Linked DNA regions of Mus musculus: region 2 is linked to region 1. The links are chromatin loops, found by intact Hi-C in ENCODE. Cell type or tissue: heart. All regions are shown on one strand.

Region 1 (8,000 bases):
TTCACAAAACCACAGTCGGGGGCAGGGTGGCCTCTGGCTTAGCTACATTCAACTGAAAACTCTGTTTGCTTCAATAGGTTCTCCCCATCATATATTAGAAATGACAATCTTTAATCAGACAAGAAACTCTTTTGTCAAAAGCCCCAGGCATTTGAACTGAAACACGCACACGCACACACACGTACACACACGTACACACGTGTGTACCTAAAAACACTAAAAAGCCTAAAAGATGCACTTTTGTGTTAGGTACTAGACATAAATACAAAACCAAGAAAGCATAATGGTAGATTGTTCTGTAAAAATCCTAATTACATGGCTTCCCCCCTTCTTTTGCCCTATATAATAAAATAGCATAGGCTTGTTGCAGTTTGATAAATTAGTGGACTGATAAGTAATAATCCATATGAAAAGTGGTAAAAAAAAAAGTATCTAATATTTTCTATGCAGAGATTCCCATATTGGAAACATTAATTTTCCAAGATTATAAATAGTGTTATAAGCCTACTATTCAAATAATGTGGAATTAAGAACAGCAGTGAAAAATAGCGGATTTCAAGGCAGAGGCAGGGAAAGCAGAAATGACCTGAAGAATTAAAGAAATGCTTTGAAATGTGATGGAGCTTGGCAACAGGGAGCAGCAGGCACTCTCAATAGCCGAGGATGCACCAATTTAGGCAACAGAATGCATACAACAGTAATGGGGTATAACATATAGGATAAAATAGATATCCATGAGCTCATGTGGATACAAGAAAATCAGGGAATGGAAGAATAAAGAGCTCAGGAGAGGTTGTTTGTCGTCAGAAGAGAATTCCAGTCCAGACATGTAAAGAAACCATAGAAATTGGAAGACCAGTTAGGCTAACACCATGGTAACTGACGCTGGAAAGAATCACTGAAAGCCATTAGTGGCTAATTGGATACGTTTCCCTCAGATCTGTAGATTAGCTCTTAGTATTTTATCAATGTTCCTTTCCTGGTTTCGATAATTGTGCTGTGGTTTAATAAGATGTTATCACGGGAAGCCCGGAAAGGCTCCATGAAACTCCACAAGTTCACTGCTCAACAGTTAATACTTAACTTGTTGTAATTTTGAAAGTTAAAGAAATACAGGGAAAAAAGAACCCCACTACCAACAAAACCTTCCTCTTTAGGTCTTGGGGTCACTCTATGAGCATGAAGTACCGATTTCAAAGCCATTACCTGCACCTGAACCTTAGGTTTAGAGGGTCAGAGTTTTGACAGTTGGGTGGCAACTCGGCTGCTAAGAGTGGTTCAAGTGATAGGCAGAGTAGAAGCCCTTCTAGACCAAAGGGGGATGTGCCGTATCTTCTCTGGTATGAGCACCTCACTCCAGCCACTCCCCTCAAGCTTGGGTTCAGCTGTGTGTGGCACAGACCTGTGACCACACCACTGGGAAGCCAGAGCATCCCACGTTTGAGATGATACAGTGAGTCTTTAAAAAAGAAATAGAGTCATCAATGTGGAACGAACAGGAGGGTATTTCCTTGGGTAGTTCTGGTGTGAAAGACACAATGCCACACATAAGAGCAAAGCTTGCTATCTGTGTGGCGAGCTAGCACAGAAGTAAGTCCTTGTATTGTGAGAGAAGTCAAGCGACGACACTGCACGCACAGAATGGGATACAAAGATGCTTATGGCTGAAGGTTCCACAGCCCCTCTGTGGCTTCAGCCACATCCCTTCTGGATATGAGGACAGGTCTTCACTTTAAGATGTCAGCTACGGGGCTGGAGAGATGGCTCCGTGCTTCAGAGCACTTATGCTGATCTTGCAGGTGGTGATAGCTAGATTTTTCTGCACCCGTATTGGGTGGCTTACAACTACCTGTAACTCCAGCTCCAAGAAGTGGAATGACTTCTGCGGGCCTCTGCTCTCACCAGCACATACATGTGTACACACTCATAAAAATAAATCAAGTTTTAGGGGGGAAAAAAGAAAGCCTGGTCAAAAGAAAAAATGTTAGCTACATAGCATGTTTCCCATGAGCTTTCACATTCTATTTTATTTTATTTTATTTTATTTTATTTATTAGTTTACACATCCCTCACTGGCCCCTCTCAGTCACCTTCTCCCAAAATTCTTTCCCCACTCCCTGCCCCCTTCTCCTCTGAGCAGGTGAGGCCCCTTGAGTATCCCCCCACCCTGGCACATCAAGTCTCTTCAGGGCTAGGTGCTTCCTTTCCCACTGAGGCCAGACAAGGCAGCCCAGCTGGAAGAACATATCCCACATACAGGCAACAGCTTTTGGGATAGCCCCGACTCTAGCTGTTCAGGACCCACATGAAAACTAAACTGGGGCTTTCACATTCTTACGTGCTGCGAGGCCACCAATGCTCATCTTTGGTCAAATATGAGTTCGGGGTGGATAAGAAACATTATTTCTTGGAAAAAATTTAAGATTGACTTATTTATTTTATGCATATGAGTATACAGTATAGCTGTACAGATAGTTGTAAGCTTTCATCTGGTTGTTGAAAATTGAATTCAGGACCTCTGCTCGCTCCAGTCAACCCCACTTGCTCTAGTTGGCCCCTCACTCAAAGATTTATTTATTATTATAAATAAGTACACTGTAGCTGTCTTCAGACACACCAGAAGAGGGCATCAGATCTCATTACGGGTGGTTGTGAGCCACCATCTGGTTGCTGGGATTTGAACTCAGGGCCTTCGGAAGAGCAGTCAGTACTCTTACCTGCTGAGCCATCTCACCAGTCCTCTTGGAAAATTTTTGAAGTAGGAACTGTTTTCTGACTAAAAGAAAAAATGTTCCTGACTTTTTTGAACATTGCAAAGGTTATTTTCTGTATGATTTTATAAATATGCCATGTCTACGTTTGAGTACAATCCTATGGCCCTAAAGGTTTAAAAGACAAGTGTATTTCCATATATATACATATTATAAATAGAATTAATATATTCCGTGTATTTAACGTACTTCCTGTTTGTGTGTTTGATGTTCATAACTATGTGCACACAAACATGGCTGTCTTCCTGCCATGACACACATTTATTAAAGGATAACTTTGGGAGTCGGTCCTTTCTAAGTCTCTGGAACTGGGAGCCCCCTCTTACTTCTACAAGTTTCCTTTATCATGTCTTGCCACAGCTGTAGAAAAGTAACTAATACGCAGGTCAGTGGGAGACTATGTCAAAATATGTGGGTGGCATCTGAGAAATGAAACTCGAGGTGTTATTCTAAACTCTACATGGACAGAGGATACACACACACACATATACACAAAGATATGTAGACACACACACAGAGACACACACACAGACATACACACACACACACACACACACACACACAGATATACACACACAGACACACACATGTAATACTATCAGCTCATTTGAAGCAGCCATGAACTAATACTAAATTACTCTGATATAAAAAAATATAAATCCCCCTCCCCATCTCATGGAGGTCTTGTTTGACAGATGTTCTGCTAAATGATCTTTCAGACCCAACTTCTCCAAACGTCTATCAGTTGAGCACCACCTCTTATATTTTTGCCATTCCTGATATTAATTATTACACTCTCAACTACTTCAGATCTCTCTTCGAGTTGCTTCATGTTCTCCAAAATGAAATCTTAAGGTATATTTATGCAACCTTTAAGAATGAGAGGGAAACATCATTTGTAATAAACATAATCAAATTATAGATGTAAATTAATATCTAAAACTCAAACAAGACAATCACCCAGATAGAATTACTCCACATACCAAGCTACACATATCATGTTGTAAAGCTTACTTGTATATAATCTAAAAAAAAAAAATGTAGACATGCAGAGATTTTCCAGATTTACTGTGCACATACCAGGAAGGTCTGGAAATCGATAACTAGGCTGAGAGACTTTTGAGATGGAATGTGTGATACTGGGAATAGACTAAACTGTGCCATACTCGCAAATCATTCCCAGGCTTGTGGGCCTCGTATCAGCAATGTTTATTTCTCAGTTGCACCAGGTATATTGTGGGCCAGATTACTCCCCAAGGAAATTGTCTTTATGCGGTATCAGAGTCAGGCCAACAGACACTCTATTCATGTACAGATGTCCTGTCCTAACCCTGTGACCTCTTCAGGTGATAAGGAAAGCCAGAATTACACATGAGCTTTTGGTTATCACAGCCACTTAGAAACACAGCTTTCCATTCCAGCCCACTGGCAGAATGAATTACACAGCCTCACTAAGCTGCTAGAGAGGCGGGAAAGTGGGATCCTTTCTCACGGACACAGATGTGCGCTAGATGGTCCTATTAGGAAGGGGTTGGGAGGATTAGGACAGAGGCAAACATTCTCTAGGGAGAAAGGCAGCTGATGGAAATATAGAAAGTAGCAACACAGGCAGACCTGGCAAGGATCACCTCTGCAGCACAAGGCATTCCCGAAATCCAAAATGAGCACTAGGATGCTGTAGTGACTTTCAGATAAGGATAAATAAGCACCAAGCTTGTAGTTGCAGTTCTTGTCTGCTTATAGCAGAGTTCGGGGTGCCAAACATCTACTGGACTCTTATACAGTGCAAGGAACATGCCAGGCTTGAGGTATAGCCACTCTTTAAAAAATGAGAATACAAAAGCACGTCAAATATGGAAAAATAGTATCTGAAAATACAGAAACATGCCAGTTTTCATAGCTGTCTGTGCTTAACAGCTTAAACACAGGAGAGAGGGAGAGGGAAAGAGATTTCCTTCCCAAACATAGCCGCACAGCTCTGCGCCAGGTCCCTCTTACCCAGCTGGAGGCTACAGCCAGACTGAGCCAGCAGCAGGTTCTCCATCTATGTCCAGGCTCCAGGCTGCCTGGGAGCTTTAGGAGAACAAGGTGACCGATCCCCACAATTGCCATAGCCTCGAGGTACAGGCGCCGAGATTGTATGACTCGATACTAAGTCCAGCCTATTAGAAAGGGCTCTACAACTCACTGATTCTCTTGACTTTGGTCACGGTTCCACGATATAAAACATCTTAGACCCCATTTAACAGAGGTAAAAATGAGCCAACCTTCCTTCGAGTTGGCACGGGACCTAGAACCAGCATCTGAACTCTGAGCGTCCCATTCACTACCCAGGATCTTTTGTGAGACTGACCAAGAAGGAAGTACTCAGGTACCCTGGCTCTTTGAAAGTCATAATAAAGGGAAGTACACAACAACAGAAAAGAAGTGTTTAAGATATAAAGAGAAAGAGGGCCAGGAATATGACTCAGGATAGAACATTTACCTAGGAGCTGTGAAGCCAGAATTTCAATTCTTAGCACACTGAAAACAAAAAGCCATCTTTCAGGTTGGAGAGACAGCTGGGTGGGGTGAAATATTTATATGCAACCGTGATGACCTGAGTTCAAATCACTAACACCTGTGTAAAATCAAGGCTTGAAGGAACACAAGCACAGTGCTGAGGTGACAGAAAGAGGCAGAGCCCAGGGTCTCAGTGGCTCCCAGCCTCACTGAAATACAGAGCTTCAGTCAGGTTCAATTAGAGATCTCATCTCTAAATCAACACAGAAAGCCAGCAAGGAGTACATCTGATCATGACCCCCTGTCTTTACCTGCCCATGCACACGTATGGTGTGTGGACCTGCACACACACACACACACACACACACACACACACGAGAGAGAGAGAGAGAGAGAGAGAGAGAGAGAGAGAGAGAGAGAGAGAGAGATGCAACTTCATGATTGCTATTATGCAAAGTATGCATAGTAGCTATTTTCAAGTTTTCCCTGTGATACTGAACGAGCAGTGTGGGGTGGTGGTGGTGGTGGTGGTGGTGGTGGCTAGGACCTTTCTAAATGTGAGCGCTGCAGCCTCCTCAATCTCTTCAAAGCCCCATTCCTCTCACTGCCCCCAGCCCCACCCCTCAGCTCCAAGAGTATTCAGAACTCTGGTATGCCCGAGCCACATGCTGATAGATCAAAAGTTGAACTCAGCCAACCATGAAGAGGAAAGTTCACACTTCACCTCACCAATTTGTGCGTCCTGGCAAGGTTTGAGGGAACCAGCAGAGGGAAGCCCCACCTGAAGCAAACGACCATTTGAAAATCTAAGACCAAAGCTAGAAACAGTAGGAGCTGTGAGAAGAAGTATGGATGCTTTTCACTCTCAATAGGGAAACTGAAGATAGAGGGAAGCCAGAATTGTGCCCGGTATGTAGACCTCTGTGGTGTTCATAAACAAACACCCCGAAACCACAACTGCTGCTTTCAGAATGACTCCAGGGACTTGAGGACCGGAATTACTCCACAGTGGTGCACAGAGCTAGAGGATTTGAGAAGAGAAAGTGCTAGTGTGACAGGAACAAAAGCCAGTCAAGTAAAGAGGCGACATGGTCACCATGGGAGGGAGGAGAGACAGAACAGAGTGCCTGGCTGCTCTGATGGTTCAGGTTGTCCACAAAACATAACGTAGAATCACCTGAGAACAGAGTCTCGACAAGGGACTGGCTAGATCCCGTTAGCCTTCCAGGATGCCGGTGAGGAATAATCTTAATCGGGAATAACTAAGGTAGGAGGACCTGCCCACCGAGGGTGGCGTTATTCCCCAGGCAGGAAATCCTGAAGTCTAAGGGTGACAAAAGCGAGCTGAGAATCACTTCTATTCCTGCCCACGTTCCTGCTGCCTGCAACTTCAGCCTCCTAGCTATGATGGACCCTAACCTGGAGTCATGAGCCACAAGACATCTTTTCTACCCTTAAGCTGTGTTTGTTGGGATATTTTGTCAAAACAACAGAAAAGAAATGAAGACTGTGGCTAAAAGCTTAAGAGTGATAATCCAAGGACACATAAGGAGATTTGGGTTCTGTCCAACCATTCCTGAGACAACTGGGAAATTTGAATACTGAATCTGCAATGGGTTCTTGTTCAAGTTTCTAGTACTATCATGGCATTATGGCTCTGTTTTCTAAAAAGAATCCTTATAGTATTAAACTATTTACAGGAAAGTCTATATGATGTCTGGAATTTGCTTTGTGAGATACCAAAATGGGGGAGGGGAACCTAATGAGTCTAAAAGAGAAATCTTGGACCACAAGTTGGGAACAACTGAAGCACTGAGAGTAGACACTTGAAGGATCATTCTAGAATTCTATCTACTTTGGGTTATTTTCAATACTAGAAACTAAGTTTAAAAATAAAAGTCTGAAGTGTTTGGGGTGTAACTATAGTTTCTGCCACATTCACATCCTTTCCTTTTCTCGGCTTCTAGAAACAGTGCTGTTCCACATCCCTTACTCAGGGAACCACCCCAGTTCATTTGGTTTTCTTGGGTGACACCAGAGTTTCCATCCAATGAGCCATGTGATCTAACCACAGCCACCATAGTCCTTCTGTGGGATTTCATGTGGGAGCCCTACAAAAGAGAAGTTCTCTGGGATGCCTCAATAAGATGGCTGGGATCTGGAGACACCCAGAGCTGGGGGACTGAGGAAAAAGGTAGGGTGGGGACAGGAGAAGGCTTACAATGAGGTGATAATAATGTCCAACTGAGTTCCTGAATCCCTTGTCCAGCTTTACCCTGTCCTATGAAAGGAGACCACTAAGTTCCCTCTTAAGTACTTTTTTTTTCCAAGACAGAAGCTCATGTAGCTGAAGCTAGCCTTGAACTCCTGATCCTCCTGCCCCACTCCCTGTGTGTGGGATTGTGGGTGTATACTAACCCCAACAGAATTGCAGACTCAACAACTTTAAGGATGAGCTGAGAAGAACATCCTGGATTATCCACATGGTCTCAAGAAATTAGGAGGCTCCTTTTGAGAGGAAGGTAAGGCCAGAGTCAGAGAGAGGAAAGTGGTCACAAGGCAGAGATAGTCTGCCACACTTTGAATATGGAAGAAGCAGCCTGGGGCAGTTAAACTTTGACTGTCAACTTGATGTGATCTACAGTCACCTAGGAAGGCAGCCCATAGGCACACCTCTGAAAGATGATCTGCACGAGGCTAACCTTCAGGCTTGCCAGAGAGGGATTA
Region 2 (8,000 bases), 66 kb after region 1:
CTGGGACCAATACAGTGGTAGTTCATGGCTCATCAGAGTTTTTGAACCTAACTGTGATGGTTAACATTGATTTTCAACTTGATAGTATCTAGAGTCACCTAGGAGACAAACCTCAGAGCAGGTCTGTGGGTTGGCCGTCCTCGAGGTGGGTGTCTGAGTTGCTTTTCTATCACCATGATAAACCACTATGGCCAAGGCAGCTTATAAAAGAAAGCATTTAATCTTGGACTCATTATTCCAGAAGACGACTATGCTGGAGAGTTTTATGTCAACTTAAGAGAAACTAAAGTCATCATTCAAGAAAATGTCTCCATAAGATCAGGTCATAGCAGGCAAGACTTCCAGTGGAGGAACTGTGATGCCAACCCAGTCATAAAGCCTTTGACCTACAATTTTTTTTTCCTGCCTACAAGGTGTCCAGGGGTAAAGGTAGTGCAAGAATTGTGGGAGTGGCCAACCAATGACTGGGGTGTCTCATGTCTATCCCTGATACTGCCAGGAGGGCCGGGAACCAGAGGCTGGAGAGCCCAGAGACCTAGGTAGAAAATGATTCCTAATGATTCTCTGCCATACTGAGATTATTGCCTGCGCCAATTATCATCAGATAGGCTTCACCTAGCAACTGATGGAAGCAGATGCAGAGACCCACAGCCAAACTTTAGGTGGACTTGGGGGAATCTTGCTGAAGAGGGGAGAAAGGACTATAGGAGCCAGAGAGTTCAAGGACACCACAAGAAAGCCCACAGAATCAACCAACCTCGGCTCAGAGGGGCTTACAAAGACTGAACCAGCAACCAGGGATCCTGCACAGGACTGACTTCAGATCTTTCCTCCGAAACTTGCTTTTTGGTTATGGTGTTTCATCACATTGACAGTAGCCCCTTCTAAAACAGTGGCCACAGGGGCAGAAAGCAGGACGGGCAGGCAGACAGGCAAGCAGACAGGCAGGCAGGCAGACAGCAATGGAGCCATAGCTAAGAACTTACATCTGACCCATAAGCAGAGAAAGAGAAAGCTAACTAGGAATGGCATGGGCCTTTGAAACCTCAAAGCCCACCCCTCCCCAGTGACACATCTCCTCCAATAAGGTCTCATTTCCTGAGACATCTCAAGCAGTTTCACTGACGGTGGACTAAGCATTCAAACATTTGACCCAATGGGGGCTATTCTTCAAAACACTGCAGTGAGAAACCTGTGGTAATTGTGAGTGGTACCATACAGTAGGTTGAGGTCTGAGAGAAAAATTAAAAGGAGATAATGAACTGAGCATTAATGGCTGTCCACTTGCTGGCTGAGGATACAGTGTTTCCAGGAGCCATGCCCCTGCCACCTCCTTTACTCCCACAACAGACACACTGTGACATTAAGTCAAAGGAAACCTTTCTTTCTGTAAGTTGCTTCTGCCAGGTCTCTTATGGTGGTGCTGGGGTCCTGGTGAGACACATGTGGGGAGACAGTGGCTTCTGTTGCTCCTAGCTGTGCAGAAGAGGGAACCACAAGCAACAGTTACTTAGTGTCACTTCCGTCTTGGTTCATTCAGCAAGGAGAACTGCAGTACACTGACAACTCCAGAAAACACATTGTAAGTGTTGCTCTGTGCCAGGCTCTGCTGCCCTGAAAAGCATGGCACCCAGGAAGAGATTGTAAGTGTTCTTAAGGAACTCACAGTCTAAGGCGATTGGGATCTCTAGCCAGCCAACTCTGAAACCACCTGTGGACTCCTGTGTTAGTGGTTAGGATACGGTGTCCTATGGAGGCACTTGGGAGGAAGTGGGATGTTATTGGGGGAGGGGTGGTTATGGCACAGAGCATCCTGGAGGAGGTGGCATTTGAAATGTACCACAAAAGGATAAGGGTTTTGCCAAAGCGGAAGCAGTAGAGATTCCGGCTTTAGGCCAATGGCATTTAAATAACTTTAGGATACAGTTCCTGAAGATGTAACTTTGATGATTATTCTAAGTGACTGGCTCCTTTTCTTTAAGTCTACCTGAAGGTTCCTCTCTCTCTGTCTCTCTGTCTCTCTCTGTCTCTCTGTCTCTCTCTGTCTCTCTGTCTCTGTCTCCGTCTCTCTCTCTCTCTCTCTCTCTCTCTCTCTCTCTCTCTCTCTCACACACACACACACACAGCTCTAGGACATTTATTACTGAACTACGGCTCCCAGATCGTACTTTCATTCCCTCCCTCCTTTCCTCCCTCCAACCCTCCTTCCTCTCCTTTTTTTCCTTCCTGATTTTTGAGACAGCGTCTCATGTAGCTCTCTATGTAGTCGAAGATGACCTTGAACTCTGATTCTCCTGTTTCTGTTTCCACACTGCTGTGTTGACCACTACTCTGGTTTTATTGCATTCTAGGCAAGCACTCAGCCACCCCAGCAGGTTCCCAAACCCTCCTTCTATACAAACTTCTTAAACATTCATTCAACTAAGATTGCCTTATTTCCTAACGCAGTTTCTCAGAAAAGTTTGTTCCACCAACAACCAAAGTCAGAAATAACAAGAGCCTGAGTAGAAATGTAAAATCTTGGACCCGAACCCAGATTGGCTGAACCCAAACTTTGGGATTTCATCGGCTACAAATTCGAGGATGGCAGAGGCAGACCCAAAGGCTGAGAGCCATGGGAGCTTCCTCAAAAGCCCTGAGCAGCCCACGAAGTTCCTGTCTCAGGCTCCAGTCCCACGGTAGGGCAGACAGCTCTGACACATAAAGCCACCAGGGCCTGGTGGTCGAGGTGACCTCTTGAGAGTTTTCTGTTAGGAGTCCTTGGGGAGGGAGGTCGTGGGTCAAAGACCATCCTTTAGGTTTTTGTCTCACAGCAGACAAACCGGGCGTCTTGGCTAAGTAGATCAGATCTGACTGGGAAACAGAGCCAAGGGCTGTTAAAAATGAGGAGGGTGGGCAAAAACTGACTTCCTTGGTTGTGCACCTGAGTAATGCAACCTTCTTGGGGTCCTTAAGTAACCAGAGCTCATTAAAACTCCTGGCCACTCCCTACTCCAGATCACAGTAGTCATCTGACCAAACCGGTCTGGGTCAGGTGACAGGAGCAGGGTACACTTAGCAGAAGCCGGAAGGCCAGCGCTAGGCAGCTTCTGCGGCTGACAGAGAAGGTTCCCGGCTTCCCTGGTGACTGGCGGTTCCCCCGAGGATCCCAGGCTGGCGCGCATGCGCCTGGGGTTCCTGATGCTTCTGCCGCTGCTGCTGCTGCCGCTCCTGAGGCCTTGGGGGGTCACGAGAGCCCTTAGCTATGACCCCACTTGGGAATCTCTGGACAGACGCCCGCTGCCAGCCTGGTTCGACCAGGCCAAGTTCGGCATCTTTATCCACTGGGGAGTGTTCTCCGTGCCCAGCTTTGGTAGTGAATGGTTCTGGTAAGTGCATACCTTTGCCCAAAGGGCTCGGGCACGGACGCGGGCGCGCGCGCGCGCGGGCGCACACACACACACACACACACACACACACACACACTCACACTGGGCTTTATGTCACCCCAGACAGTGGCAGTCTCTGTCTCTCTCTGTCTCTGTCTGTCTCTGTCTCTGTCTGTCTCTGTCTCTGTCTGTCTCTCTCTCTCTGTCTCTCTCTCTCTGTCTCTCTGTCTCTCTCTCTCTCTCTCTCTCTCTCTCTCTCTCTCACACACACACACACACACACACACACACACACACAAACTCACACCGGAGTTCTTAGGCACTCTGCAGGTGGGCCTCCCTATAGCAGTGGCAATGCCTGCGTGATTGAGGGAGTACCAGTCCCAGAATTTGAAGAATTTTCAAAAGGGCTGGTGAAATTTCTCACTGGTTAAGGGCCCATACTGCTTGTGATTTGTATATGCTCGGCCCAGGGAGTGGCACTATTAGAAAGTGTGGCCGTGTTAGAATAGGTGTGTCACTGTGGGTGTGGGATTTAAGACCCTCATCCTAGCTACCTGGAAGCCAGTATTCTGCTAGCAGCCTTCAGATGAAGATGTAGAGCTCTCAGCTCCTCCTGTACCATGCAATGCTTTCTACCTTGATGATAATGAACAGAACCTCTGAACCTGTAAGCCAGCCCCAATTAAATGTTGTCCTTATAAGAGCTGCCCTGGTCATGATGTCTGTTCACAGCAGTAAGACTCTTAACTAAGACACTGCTCTTGTAGAGGACCTTAGTCTGACTCCTCACACCCGCCCTGGGAGGCTCACAACCATCTGGTCATTCTGGTTCCGGGGGGGGGGGTTCGTGCTCCCAAAGCCCCCCCCTCACATGCACACGCCTACACACACGCACACATGTAATTAAAAAGAAAATCAGAAAATTTACAATAAATGCTTCCTGGTTCAGCTATGACGTGAAGATCCTTGAATGCTAAAGCATCAAAAACCCAAAGCAGAGCAAAGGGGCAATAATAGAGATATATTACCCCACAGTATCTTCATAGTCACATGACGGTAGACAGGCAACACAAACTTGTTCACTCTTTAACTATCGCTAACCTGAAAGCCAGCTTCTCTCTTCACTAGGAGATCCCATTATCTGTCTGATCCACCAGCCAGCATGGGTTGCGGTGAGGGATGTTTCTGAAGTAGGCATGTGACTTTGGGTCTGATAGACGACAAGCTGCTTGCTGCCTGTGAGGGCTTTGAATCTAATCTCAGGCAGGCAAAGGCCGTGCCAACTGTGGGAACTGCCCGGCCCTTGGAAATGTTTCTCCCTATCTACCCAAAATGTTTTCTGTTACTGACTAGGACCGATGCAAGTTATGTTTTAGGTATGTCGTCTTGTCTTGAAATCTTAGCCACTTAAGTTCCACAGTGAGCTAGTGTGTGAAGGCAAAGATGATATCATGACTTAAAGTGGGGAATTTGGAGAATCGGTGGCTGGGTTACAGGAGGACTACACAAAGGAAAAGACAGAGAATATGGCCAGAGATTCAGTTTGCATAAGCTGTCCTTAATGCAAACCCACCAGGACAGAGAGAAGCGGAGAGAATCTGTGCATATTCTTCATACTAGGCTGGGTAAAGCCAGGAATTACTTTAAGCATCTGTGTTTGTGTGGTCATGTGCTCTTTCTTTTTTCTGCCACAGGTGGTATTGGCAAAAGGAGAAGAAACCCCAGTTTGTGGACTTTATGAACAATAATTATGCTCCTGGTTTTAAGTATGAAGATTTTGTAGTGCTATTTACAGCCAAGTATTTTAATGCAAACCAGTGGGCAGATATTCTCCAGGCCTCTGGTGCCAAATATGTGGTCTTCACTTCTAAACATCACGAAGGTAAGTAGGGCACATAGGATATATGCTGACAAGGGCTAGAAAATGTAAGGTCGTTCTTTTGGATGGAGACATTAAAGGAAGGCCGTCCTGTGAAACCCGGTTTCTCAGAATAGCCATAGGTGGATAGTGATGTTTCCGCTTAAGTTGGAAACATTATGGATCCAGACAGCTGGTTTCACAGAATGAGAGGAAAGATGGACACAATTTCTATGTACACATTTAACCATTTATGGTGGTTTGAATATGCTTAGCCCATGAGAAGAGGCACTATTAGGTGATGTGGCCTCTCTGGAGGAAGTGTGTTCCTGCTGGGGTGGACTTTGAGGTCATATGCCCAGTGCAGAGGAGTCCCGCCTGACTGTCTTTGGATGGAGATGTAGAACTCTGGACTCCTCCTGCACCATGCCTGCCTAGAAACTGCTGTGCTTCCTGTCCTGATGATAATGGACTGAACCTCTCTCTAACCTGTAAGCCAGCCCCAATGAAATGCTTTAAGTCTTGTCTTGGTCATGGTGTCTCTTCATAGCAATGAAACCCTAATTTAGACATCATTTAAATAAATAACTAGATTTATTTAAAGCTGGTTGAAGAGAATGAGTATAGTGAGTGAGTGAGTGAGTGAGTGAGTGAGTGTGTGTATACATACATATATAGTGAGTATAGTATAGTTGCACTTTCCTTTCTGTCCATCTGTCCATCTATATACATACATATATTATATAGTGAGTATAGTATAGTTGCACTTTCCTTTCTGTCCATCTGTCCATCTGTTCTTTCTCTCTCCCTCCCTCTCCCTCTCTCTCTGTGTTGTTGTTGCTGTTTTGAGACAGCGTTTCTCTATGTAGCCCTGGCAGTCCTGGAATTCACTCTGTAGACCAGGCTGGCCTTGAACTCAGAGATTCACCTTCTCCTGCCTCCTGAGTGCTGGGATTAAAGGTGTGCGTCAGGCTCCCTTTCTGTTCTTGAATGCATTCTTTAAAATCATCATGGCATCTACGCTCATGCTGCCTTAAGCTTGACTCTCACAGTTGGCTGTGCTTTGTGCATAACTTTTAGATATGCAAGCAGTGGGTAAGTTGCTACTGATGAAAGAAGACAGAGGCCCCAAGGGAAAAGAGTTAGAGATTTACAATAATGCCCAGAAACATCAAAAGAACTTAAGGTAGCACAAAAATCCTGCATTAATAGAGTTTTCTGCTATAGCCACCCAGTGTCCATAAGACCAGAAAGCCCTGGCTAATGTTACCTCAGTTCTTAATGACCCAAGGCACGTGCTGAAATTTTCATGGACTTTATACTAGTTCTTCAGCCTCTTAGTTATCTATGTCTTCTAACATTTTATATAGGATAATGAACAACCTAGGAGCCAATTCCTGTTGAAATACAAATTATTTCCAAGTGCTTGTATAATGCTGTGTGCTGCTTGCTTTACCCTTTCAGTTGTTAGGACGGTCAATATTGGGGGACTTTAAAGAGTAAAATCCATGTTTATGGCTTTAGAGTAAGATGGGTGTCTTAGTTAGGATTTCCCTGCTGCAAAGAGACACCATGACCAAGGCAATTCTTATAAAGAAAAACATTTAATCATGGCTGGCTTACAGTTTCAGAGGTCCAGTCCATTGTCATCATGGCAGGAAACATGGCAGCATGTGGGCAGACATGATGCCAAAGAAGTGGAGAGTTCTGCATCTTGATCTGAAGGCAGCCAGAAGTAGACTCTCTTCTGCATGCAGCCAGGAGGAGGTTCTGATTCCACACTGTGTGGTGTTTCAGCACAGGAGACCTCAAAGCCCACCCCGCAGCGATGCACTTCCTCCATCAAGGCTACACCTATTCCAACAAAGCCACCCTCTTATGGTGCCACTTCACATGAGCCAAGCATATTGAAATCACCATAATGAGGGAGGTAAAATGTACTCCCTTCATTTAAATTAATTATCAAGCCACGGAAATTTACTTCTTGTCCTCATGAATATTCTGAGAATCACATTGTAGTGAAACCCATGCAAGCGATAGACCTTACCCATTGGTTCAGAAGACACATGGGAATTGCACAATCGAGTGGCGAGCATTGCTCAGTGTGATAGATGTGGAAGGTGTGCTTCTCTTACAGACCACTATTGTTGAGTGTATATTTTGCTTTAGATGCTAAGCTAACAATCAGCTGGTGGGTGTAGCCAGAAATGTGGCAGACACCATGACATTAGACTGTTCCCCAAGAACCTCAGCTTCTGAGACTGGAGACGGAGTGTACAGCTCTTACAGTCATCCTGAGAATCTGAAAACCCCCAGCCTCACATTAATTATATTCCCATTGGTTGGTCCAGATGCATGCAAGCCAGGACGCAAAGCGGGCCAAGAAACAGTTGTTTGGGGAGGCGGTGAATTGTGGGTTCATTCTGAATTGTTTTGGTGTTCTCTTGGGTTGAAGTTTATCAGCGTCAAGGTGGTAACTAGGGCTGTCTGCCGTCCCTTTCCAGGCTTTACAATGTGGGGCTCAGACCGTTCTTGGAACTGGAATGCAGTCGATGAGGGGCCAAAGAGGGACATTGTCAAGGAGCTTGAGGTGGCTGTGAGGAACAGGACTGGCTTGCACTTTGGTCTGTACTATTCTCTTTTTGAATGGTTCCATCCGCTCTTTCTGGAGGATCAGTCCAGCTCATTCCAAAAGCAGCGATTTCCCGTTTCTAAGACATTGCCTGAGCTCTATGAGTTGGTGAACAGATACCAGCCTGAAGTCCTGTGGT

What was found. Peaks named below come from ENCODE experiments on the same cell type or tissue, not always from the same donor. Only the 100,000 strongest peaks of a DNase experiment are listed, where the experiment ranks them.
Region 2: it touches region 1 in a loop (2.9-fold over the local background); 6 of 42 quality-filtered maps call a loop at or near these places.

The regions. Positions count from the first base shown.
Region 1 is chr10:13,432,373-13,440,372 of GRCm38, forward strand. All of the region lies in intron 1 of Phactr2 (phosphatase and actin regulator 2), which reads right to left. Among named protein-coding and RNA genes, the nearest start is that of Phactr2, 38 kb to the right of the region's middle. In heart, no CTCF peak of the experiment used is centred here; DNase peaks (open chromatin) are centred at 4,809 and 6,249; H3K27ac peaks cover 1,657 bases.
Region 2 is chr10:13,498,006-13,506,005 of GRCm38, forward strand. It overlaps Fuca2 (fucosidase, alpha-L- 2, plasma), which reads left to right and starts at 3,023. Exons shown (of 7, transcript NM_025799.5): 1 at 3,023-3,368; 2 at 5,066-5,253; 3 at 7,734-8,000. The coding sequence starts at 3,163. In heart, no CTCF peak of the experiment used is centred here; a DNase peak (open chromatin) is centred at 3,096; H3K4me3 peaks cover 1,201 bases; H3K27ac peaks cover 1,368 bases.